Linked DNA regions of Homo sapiens: region 1 is linked to region 2. The links are chromatin contacts, found by Hi-C or POLR2A ChIA-PET in ENCODE. All regions are on one chromosome and are shown on one strand. The core of a region is the stretch at or near the end of the contact, and the rest is flanking DNA. Distances in the headings are between cores, read along the strand shown.

Region 1 (4,779 bases), core at 1,495-3,994, 46 kb before region 2:
TTCATTCATCATATGTTTGTCAGTTGTTGGGTGTGGAATTAGTGCATTCTTATTTCTGTATAGTATTCCATTGTTTGAACAGACCAGATTTTATCCATTCTCCTCTGGATTTTCAGGCTGGAACTATTATGGATTGTGCTGCTCTTCCCAGTCTTGTACATGTCTTGGTGAACATATGTACCCATCTGTAGGATCTATGCCTAGGAGTGGAATTGCTAGGCCGTAGGGTGTATATAGGACAGATACTGTCAAACACTTTTGCAAAATGGCTCTACTATTTTGCACTCTGACCAGCACTGTATGGCGGTTCCTCTCTAATACTTGGTATAGTTAGTTTTTTTCATGTTAGCCAGGCTGGTGGAGGTATAGTGGCATCCTTTTGTGGTTTAAATTTGTATTTCCTACCTAATGAAGTTGGATTATCTTTTCATATGTTTATGTGAAGTGCCTGTTCATGTCTTTCACCTCTTCTCCTTTTTATTCAGTTGCCTGTTTTTCCTATTGATTTCTAGAAGTTCCTTATGTGTCCTTTGTTCTGTGTATGTGATGTGACTATCTCTTCTGCCTGCCTTGGCTTTGACTTTTCAGGCTCTTAAAATTAAATTTTTTTTTTTTTTTTTTTTTTGAGATAGAGTTTTGCTCTTGTTACCCAGGCTGGAGTGCAATGGCACAATCTTGGCTCACTGCAATCTCCGCCTCCTGGGTTCAAGCAATTCTTGTGCCTCAGCCTCCTGAATAGCTGGGATTACAGGTGCCCACCACCATGCCCAGCTAATTTTTGTGTTTTTAGTAGAGACAGGGTTTTACCATGTTGGCCAGGCTGGTCTTGAACTCCTGACCTCAGATGATCCACCCCCCTCAGCCTCCCAAAGTGCTGAGATTACAGACGAGAGCCGCCTCACCTGGCCCAAAATTGAATTCTTTGGCGAATAGTAGTTCTTAATTTTAATGTAGTTTATCATTTTTTTCTAATATCTTTTGTGGCCTGTTTAAGGAAATAGTTGCCTACATATAGGTCTAGATGATATTCTTTTATGTTATAATCTAGAAGTTTGCTTGTTTTACTTTAACCTTTAGACCTCTAACCCATCTCGAATTTACTTTTGTGTGGTGTGCGTAGGGATCAAGATTCTTTTTCTCCCCATATGGGTATCAGTGACTTGGCACTATTTGATATTTGACATTTGTGTTTTAGAAGAGTTTCCCGTGACTTAATTGGCATGCACTGTTTATGATCATGCTGTTAACCTTCCATAACATCCTGATAATTGTCATTGTACATATAGTAGTAGTAGTAGTAGCAGTGGTAGCTGCTAAAATATATTTGTTTTTTCATGCTTCTAAGTCCCAATTCATGCCACCCCTTCAGTGGACAGGCAGTTCCTTGTAGGCAGAGACAACTCTTAAACTTATTTTAACAAAACATTCAGACATTTCCTGGGTGCCCCATGGCACTGTAGTGGGTATGCTGCGTCCTGTGACTCTGAGCCCCTTAGGCTTTGTGCACTAGAGAAAAGACAACATGGACTCCCAGGGAAGACAAGGACCTGCTGAGCCAGGCCCTCCAGTGCTGGCCTCCTGACCTGCTAGCCAGACTCTGTCCATACTCTGGACCTACCGAGCCAGGGGTGTTCTGACTAGAAATATGTGTTACCTCCGATAGTTGCTTCAGGGTCAGTTGTTTCAAACTGGGGCTGTATGTTTTAAATGGTTTTTGGCTCTTCCATTGACCCTGCAGACATTGGGAGCAGCATGTGATTCTGTAGCACTAAGAATTGTAATACAGAAATGAAATGCAATTCATATTTTTGTTTCTGGAGAAGATGTCTCATATATCATCTTGGAATATTTTCTGTAACCTATCCCACATACCTCCAACCCACCTCCAGCGCATATACACATGCACATACAGCATGTACTCTCCACACCCAGCCCCCTGCCTACAGTGCATCCCACCTCCTTACACTCCCTTAACCTCACAACACCACCACACACCCCAGGCCCTACCCCACACACTTCCCCCCACAATAGTACCTCCCTTCTCCCCACACCCTCCCATTCCCTGCACACCTCCAACACTCCACAGCACCCCTCCACATGCCCCCAACCCACACCTACAAACCCCAACCCCTTTACACCAATACATATCTCATACACACCTCAAAACACACATAAGCAGCACCACCTTTATACCTCCATACCCACAATTTGCCTTTCCCTACACATACACCTTCAGCAGCTGAGACGGACTTGCTGTTTCTAAGCCAGTTGTTCGGAGATCTGGGAGACCCCATAGCGAGCTTGATAAGGCTCAGTCATGCCTGGCCCTCTTCCTTCCTTCGGAGCTTTCCCTTAAATTCTGGGGCCCTGGCTTCTCCCTGGTTTTGTTTTGGAGGGAAGCAACAGCTTGTATCCTTGAAAGAATTCCAAGAGGAAAAACAGTTGCTTCGGCAACGGTGCCCTGTGGCAGTAACATCCACACTCCTGGGCTGTTTTGATTCAGGGCTCTAAAGAGCTGCTCTGTCTAGAGAAAATGTGAGTGGCTGGAGCAGAAAACATTTGTCCTTTCAAGGACAGCCCCCCTCCCATTGTTTTCAGGGCAGGGCACCACTAGATTTCTTGCAGGGTAATTTGAATCCTGAAGAAAAAGCACCTGTGTTTGACATCATCTGGTTAAAGCAGGACTTTCCTGTCCTGGGCCCAGGAGTCCATGACTCAGGCAGCTTCCATCTATGTAGGAAGTGAGAGTGAATGCTGGGCTGTGTCTGGGGTGAGGAGTCAGTTTCCACATCTGGCTGTTACAAGTGTTATTGTTGAGGCCTCTCTGTGCACAGAGCCTGGGTGGGAAATGGGGTCAGTGAGGCTGGCCCTTGCCTCAAGCACGGTCAGGCTGGGGCCCTGTGGGAAGGCTGATCTGTGTACCCCCAGGTATAATACTGTATACTGCCATCCACGGAGGAGGGGCAGAGGAGAGCTGTCAGTGTCTTGGAGGGAGGGCATGGACAGGGGATGGGGGACAACACTTGCATGCATGTCGCGTGGAGGAGAGCGCTCAACCCAGTATCGATATACATACCCTGCTTTATCTCATTGGTTGGCTTATGAGTAGTGTCCCCATTTGGGCTTTGTCCCAGGCTGCATAACTCACAAGACAGAGCCTGAGCTGGTAGAGGTGCTGAGAAAACACTTGAGGGATTGAGTGGATGGCATGGAGAGTGATAGCTGTTTCCAGGTGTGAAAGAGGTGGAGGGATTTTAGGCAGAGGAGGGGCAGGAGCAGAACAGGCAGGCATGGAGGTGGTCTGAATTTGGGAAGATGATCTGTGGAAGGCCCTTCTTCCTTGCCACCTCCCTGTCCCCCCACACTGGCTAGCGTTTTCTGACTTGGATTCATATTCTCTGCACACGTGTAGGGTCTGCTCTTCTCAACTGTGGTAGCTCGAGGGCAAGGGCTGGGGCTTCCTCCGGGTGACACTGATGGCTGCTCTGGGTGAACTGAGGGAAGGAACAAGGCATGAATGTGGGGATCTGTTATGTGACCCCTTTGTCACGGGATGAGAGGGCCTCACCCCGAAGACACAGGTGAGAGTCTCAGGCTCCACCATCATCATCACTGTGGTTGGCGCCTACTGACTGAGGACGTACTCTGTGCCAGCCACAGTGTAGGGCTGTCACTCACATGCGTACCCTTAAGTCATGCCATCTAGCAGTTGAAGAAACTGCAGCTCTGAGAAGCTAAACTGGCCCAGAGTACCACAGTACACAGTTGTTAGTGCTGGGTATTGACTCCTCATGTGGTTCTGCTTTCTCAACCTTTCCATATGCTGAGCATGTGGATTTTTAAAAACGCTTTGTAGCTAAAGGAAGTGTGTGTAGGTGGGGATAAGACCTTGTGAAGCAGTATTTCCCCCCACAAAAAAATGTGCCAGTTCTGACTTGTTTAAATTTGGTTTAATTAGGATTTTTATCACTTGTAGATCACACCAGAGAGCAGACAGCTGTCTTACCTTTACTTCTCAGATTGTGACACTCCAAGAAGCAGCTGACCAGAGGTTAAAATAGCTTCTAGTCTAGGAGCTTCAGCACATTTTGTTGCTGTGTAAACCTCTGACTTGCCTGGAAATTGACTTGTAAAGAATTTTGCATTTCATACTGGGGTGCCTGATGCTGGGGTCTGGTATATTTCATGCTCAGCTGTGTGTTGGCATGGAGGGAATGGAGAGATGGCTCCTAGCTCAGGTAAGGGCCTTGGCTTACATCAGTGACTGGCCTTTGTGGTGGTCAGGAGAGTTGGGGAGGATGCTGGGACCAAGCTCATAGAACACTTAACAAACATCCCGAGTCTCAGCTCCTCCTTTCGCGGAGTGGGCATCACAACCTTTGCCCTGCCCTTATCTTGGGTTCTCGTTGGGGATTGGATGAACAATGGAATGTAACGCAACTTTGAGCTCTATAAAGTGCTGGATGCGTTTGTTCCAGAACCAAACCGAGGGTCGGGCTGCTTATTCCCTTGGCCCAATAACGAGATGCAGATGAACTGGGAGAGAAGGGAGTTTTTTTTATTTCTGCAGCTGGTTACAGGGAGAAGGCCTGGAAATTATCACCAGACCAATTCAAAATTACAAAGTTTTCCAGAGCTTGTATATCTTCTAAGCTATACATCTATGTGTAAATGTGCATTCATCTAAAGACTTAAATGATTAACTTCTTCTAGTCTATAACTAAGATCTGAGTCCTGAAGACCTTCCTCTGGACCCTCAGTAAGTTTACTTAATATAAT
Region 2 (5,214 bases), core at 59-2,558:
GGAGTGGGGCCCTTTGAGATAATGGCAAAGTGTTTTTCTTGGCTTGAGTGATGGGAATTTATTCTCTATATGTATTTATTTTTATACAACTTGCTGTATATGCTGTATTTCAACACACAGGCTTATTTTTTTTTCTATCTATCTATCTATCTATCTATCTATCTATCTATCTATCTATCTATCATCTATCTATCTTTATTTAGAGATGGATTCTCTGTCACCCAGGCTGGAGTGCAGTGGCACGATCTCAGCTCACTGCAACCTTCGCCTCCCGGGCTCAAGCAGCTCTCCAACCTCAGCCTCTCAAGTAGCTGGGACTGTGGCTGTGTGCTACCGTGCCTAATTTTTTTTTTTTTTTTGTGATGAAGTCTTGCTCTGTCGGCACGCTGGAGTGCAGTGGTGCGGTCTTGGCTCACTGCAACCTCCGCCTCCTGGGTTCAAGAGATTCTCCTGCCTCAGACTCCTGAGTAGCTGGGACTATGGGCACACGCCACCATGCCCAGCTAATTTTTGTATTTTTAGTAGAGAGGGGGTTTCATCATGTTGCCCAGGATGGTCTGTATCTCTTGACCTCGTGATCCGCCCGCCTCGGCCTCCCAAAGTGCTGGGATTACAGGCGTGAGCCCGCGCCATTTTTTAAATATTTTTAGTAGAGACAGGGTTTCACCATTTTGGCCAGGCTGGTCTCAAACTGACCTCAAGCGATCCTCCCGCCTCACCCTCCCAAAGTGCTCAGATTATAGGCATGAGCCACCGTGCCCAGCCTATTTTTTCTTTTTTTTTAAGAGCAGTTTTACTACATCTGCAGTTTGACTCCAGTGTTCTAGATGAGAACATCGAAGCTAAAGGGAAAAAATAACAACAGGCTACATGTAAAAATTTTAAGAGATTACCTACAAAGGAATTAGTTTCGCTTTTCATCAACAATAGATACCAGAAGACAGTTTTCCTAAGTGCTCAGGAAACAAATGTCAAGTCTGCTCAGTTACCATAAGTAGGGGCATGACAGACGTTTCCAAGCTTATGACACTAAGTGTTTACCATGTACTGATCTTTGCTGAAAGAACTAAAGGATGGGATGCTGAGCAAAAACCAGTCCGGGAGCGGGGAGTGGATATGGGAATCGGGACTGTTTGGCAGTCACCCACGACTGGGCTTAAGCAAGAAGGGGTTTTATTGTCTTGTGTTAAGTCCAAGGTGGTACCATGGCTCCCTGAGGCCACCAGGGATGTGAGTCCCTTCTGTCTCCCCAGTTGCCATCCTCATCTCCTCATGGGAGCTTCTGCCCCATCACAGATTCGAGGTACCGTTAGGAGGAGAAGGGCGAAGGGCAGGCCAGCTGAGGAAACCCTGGCTCCAACCCTGTCCACAGACCTGTCTTCACTTCGCATTGGCCATGACTGTGTCAGCAGCCGTGAAGGCACCGGATATGGGTGTTTTAAGCTGGGCACTTTGCCAATGAATTGAGACTGTCTGAGGAAGGTAGAAGATCCTGGGAATGCAGCCAGCAGTGAGCTACAGGGTGCAGGGAAGAGTGGTGTGCAAAGAGACTGGCAAACGCTGGAAAGACGGATACCATTGATGAGCCTCTAGGAAGACTGACAGAAAAGAGAAGTCAAATTACGAATATCAGCAATGAAATAAGGGCATCATACTCCACAGACATCAGAAGGACAGGAAGAGGACACTGTCAATAACTGTACCCACATCAATTCCACAGGTTGTTCAAAGGGGCCAGTTTTTTGAAAAGCACAAATACCACACCTCAGCCAAGATGAAATAGATAATTTAAATAGCTCTATAACTATTAAGGAAATTGAATTTATTATTTTAAAGCCTTGAAAAACCTCCAAGCCCAGGTGTTTCAATGGAGTATTGATAGGTTTAATGTAACTATTACCAAAAGCCCAGTTATTTTTTTTCTGGATATAAAGATTATTCTAAAATGTATATGGAAAGGCAAAGGAACTGGAATAGCTGAACAATTTTTAACTAGAAGAAAAAAGCGTAAGGAATACTACTCATTTCACTACCTATTGTGGGCTTACTTTACAGTAATAGCAGTCAAGATTGTGGTGTTGGTGGAAAAAGAGGCAGATCAACAAGACAATACACAAGCACAGCCAACTTTTTTTTTTTTGTTTGTTTGTTTGTTTGAGACACAGGGCACAGGGTCTTGCTCTACTCTACCCAGGTTGGAGTGCAGTGGGGAGATCTCAGCTCTCTGCAGCCTCAACCTCCCGGACTCAAGCGATCCTCCCACCTCAGCCTCCTGAGTAGCTGGGACTACAGGTGTGTACCATCACACCTGGCTACTTTTTGTATTTTCGGTAGAGATGGGGTTTCGCCTTGTTGCCCAGGCTGACCAACTGATTTTTGACAAAGGTGCAAAACAAATTGATTGGAGGAAGGACAGTCTTCAACAAATGGTGCTGGAGCAAAGGGAAATTCATAGGCAAAAAAGCAAACAAAAAAACCCAAGCCTGAACCTCAGATCTTATACAAAATTAACTCAAACTGTACTGTGGACTTAAATGTAAAATGTAAAACTATGCAATTTTAGAAGTAAACGAGAAAACCTTCAGGACCTACAGCTCAGTCAAGAGTTCTTGGACCTGAGATCAAAAGCACAATCCATAAAGAAAAAAATTGATAAATTTGACTTAAAAGTTTTTGCTCCAACGAAGACCCTGTTAAGAGAATGAAAAGCTACAAACAAAATATTTGCAAATCAAATAAAGAAGGACTTATATCAAGAATACATAAAGAACTCCCAAACTCAACGGTAAGACAAAACAAAACAAACAAAAAAACAATTAGAAAGTGGGCAAAAGACATAAAGAAATATTTCACTGAAGAGGATATACAGATGGTAAAGATGTTCAACATTACGAGCCATTACGGATATACCAGTAAAGATCACAATATCTTTTTTTTTTTGAGACGGAGTCTCGCTCTGTCGCCCAGGCTGGAGTGCAATGGCGCGATCTCGGCTCACTGCAAGCTCCGCCTCCTGGTTCACGCCATTCTCCTGGTTCACGCCATTCTCCTGCCTCAGCCTCCTGAGTAGCTGGGACTACAGCCGCCTGCCACCACGCCCGGCTAATTTTTTGTATTTTTAGTAGAGATGGGGTTTCACCGTTAGCCAGGATGGTCTCGATCTCCTGACCTCGTGATCCACCTGCCTTGGTCTCCCAAAGTGCTGGGATTACAGGCGTAAGCCACCGCGCCTGGCCCACAATATCTTTACACACGTATTCGAACAAATAAAAATAGTGATAAACGCTGACAAGAAAGTGGAAAAATTGAATCTCATACATTGTAGGTGGGAATGTATAATGGAACACCCACTCTGGAAAATAGTTTGTCCATTTCTTTAAAAACTTTACGTACACTTATCATATAGCCCAGTAGTCATGCTCCTGGGCATTTATCCCAGAGAAATAAAAACGAATGTTTACACAAAAATGCATATACAGATGTTCATAGCAGCTTTATTTGTAGGTTGCCAAAGGCTAGGGAAAAGGTCTTGTCAATAGGGGACAGGTTAAGCTCGGGTTCATCCGTACCATGGAATGCAACTCAGCAATAAAACAGGACCAAGGACTGACACCTGCCACAGCTTGGATGGATCTCAAGGGCATTATGGTGAGTGAAAACAGTAGGTATCAAATGGTCACATACTGTATGGTTCCACTTCTGTAACATTCTGACAGTGACAGAATTATAGAGATGGGGAACAGATTAGTGGTTGCCAGGGGTTAGCGATGGTGGGGACAGGTGACTCTAAAGGGGGTGGCTCCAAGGAGATCTCTGGAATGGTTGTGATGGAATACCTCTGTGTATCTTGATTGTGGTGGTGGTTACCTGTATCTATGCACCCGATGAAATGGAATAGAACTATACACACTGCACCAATGTCAGATTCCTGGTTTCGATATTGTACTGCAGCTATGGAAAATGTAACCAGGTGGAAACTGGGTGAATGTTACACAGGACTTCTCTGTACTTTTAAACTTCCTATCGGCTGGGTGCAGTGGCTCATGCCTGTAATCCCAGCAATTTACGAGGCTGAGGTGGGCGGATCACCTGAGGTCGGAAGTTCAAGACCAGCCCGGCCCACATGGTGAAACCCCATCTCTACTAAAAAAAACAAAAATTAGCTGGACATGGTGGCGCACGCCTGTAATCCCAGCTAGTTGGGAGGCTGAGGCCCGAGAATCACTTTAATCCTGATGGCAGAGGTTGCAGTGAGCCGAGATCGTGCCCCTGCACTCCAGCCTGGGCAACAGAGTAAGACTCTGTATAAAAACAAAAACAAAAACAAAAACAAAAACAAAACTTCCTATGAATCCGTATTTCAAAATAAAAAGGTTTAAAAAATACAGGTGGTGAGCAAAGAAACTGGTAAAACATGTTACTAAAATGTGTGTTTCTTTAAAGTATGCTTTCTCCATTTAAAACAAACATTCTGGGGTGTGGACTACAGTCTTCATCCAGGTGAGGATAGTTCAGAGTTAGTCTCAGTGATTCATAGTCCCCTGAAAATTTGGTAAAGAAAAAAAAAGTCTCAGCCCTAGCCTTGGTTGGAGGGCTAGGTGGGGAGGGTGCCCTGAGGCCCTGGCAGCCCCTTTGTCGTAAGCCCTTCAGGCTTAAGATGGGCCAGCGAGGGCCAGGGGCCAGTGTCCAGCACTGTGGATGGAGCCCTGGTGTGCCTGCCACTGCCTGGTCCATCACTGCCCAGGCACTTCTCCAGGACAGCCCTGACCAACCTCGCAGTGTTCAGGTCCCTTCATCTTGGGGTTCTCTAGGACACCCAGCCTCTTCATCTTGGGAGAGGTGTCAGGCCTGGGATATTTTCCACAGCAGCACGGATGCTCCTTCCCTAGAAGAGGACAGGAGACCAGAGACCCAGGCGCAGGGCCTCTCGGTTCTGACTCTTGCTGGGGAGGCAGCAAGAGGGCTGGGAGGAAGTCCCACCTGGGCTTGCAGAGTCAGGGACCAGGCAGGTCACCAGCCAGGACAGGGCCTTGTAACCACAGTGAGGAACTATGGGCTTGGGATCAGAGATAGGCACAACCCCTGAAGTCACAAGGGAAAACTACTGTCCAGCCTCAAGCCCAAGCCCCTCACTGCCTTGGAGGCTTCAACATGTGAGATGCCCGCTCACCTTCAGGCGGCCTCTCCATGGGGCTCTGAGCTGGGCCCAGGGCT

The links. A loop is a pair of places that touch in the nucleus more often than their neighbours do. ChIA-PET counts read pairs that join two places held with the same protein, here RNA polymerase II (POLR2A). Pooled maps may share reads with other maps.
Region 1: a pooled map shows a loop between it and region 2 (2.7-fold over the local background). The contact joins two enhancer-like sites. A Hi-C loop is called at or near these places in 6 of 168 maps with a recorded cell type or tissue (CD14-positive monocyte, CD8-positive, alpha-beta T cell, GM12878 and 3 more), 29 of 37 single-sample maps with no recorded cell type and 11 of 50 pooled maps. POLR2A ChIA-PET finds 5 or more read pairs at or near these places in 11 of 52 experiments (CD4-positive, alpha-beta T cell, CD4-positive, alpha-beta memory T cell, GM12878 and 8 more).

Annotation. Positions count from the first base shown.
Region 1 is chr3:46,958,281-46,963,059 of GRCh38, reverse strand. All of the region lies in intron 1 of CCDC12 (coiled-coil domain containing 12), which reads left to right. Among named protein-coding and RNA genes, the nearest start is that of CCDC12, 16 kb to the left of the region's middle. RefSeq lists enhancers at 1,946-2,447, 2,495-2,594. Within about 2 kb of position 2,744, at least 17 of the 41 ENCODE cell types and tissues checked have a DNase peak (open chromatin) inside an H3K27ac peak, as active enhancers do.
Region 2 is chr3:46,910,050-46,915,263 of GRCh38, reverse strand. No RefSeq gene overlaps it. Among named protein-coding and RNA genes, the nearest start is that of PTH1R, 35 kb to the right of the region's middle. Within about 2 kb of position 1,308, at least 2 of the 41 ENCODE cell types and tissues checked have a DNase peak (open chromatin) inside an H3K27ac peak, as active enhancers do.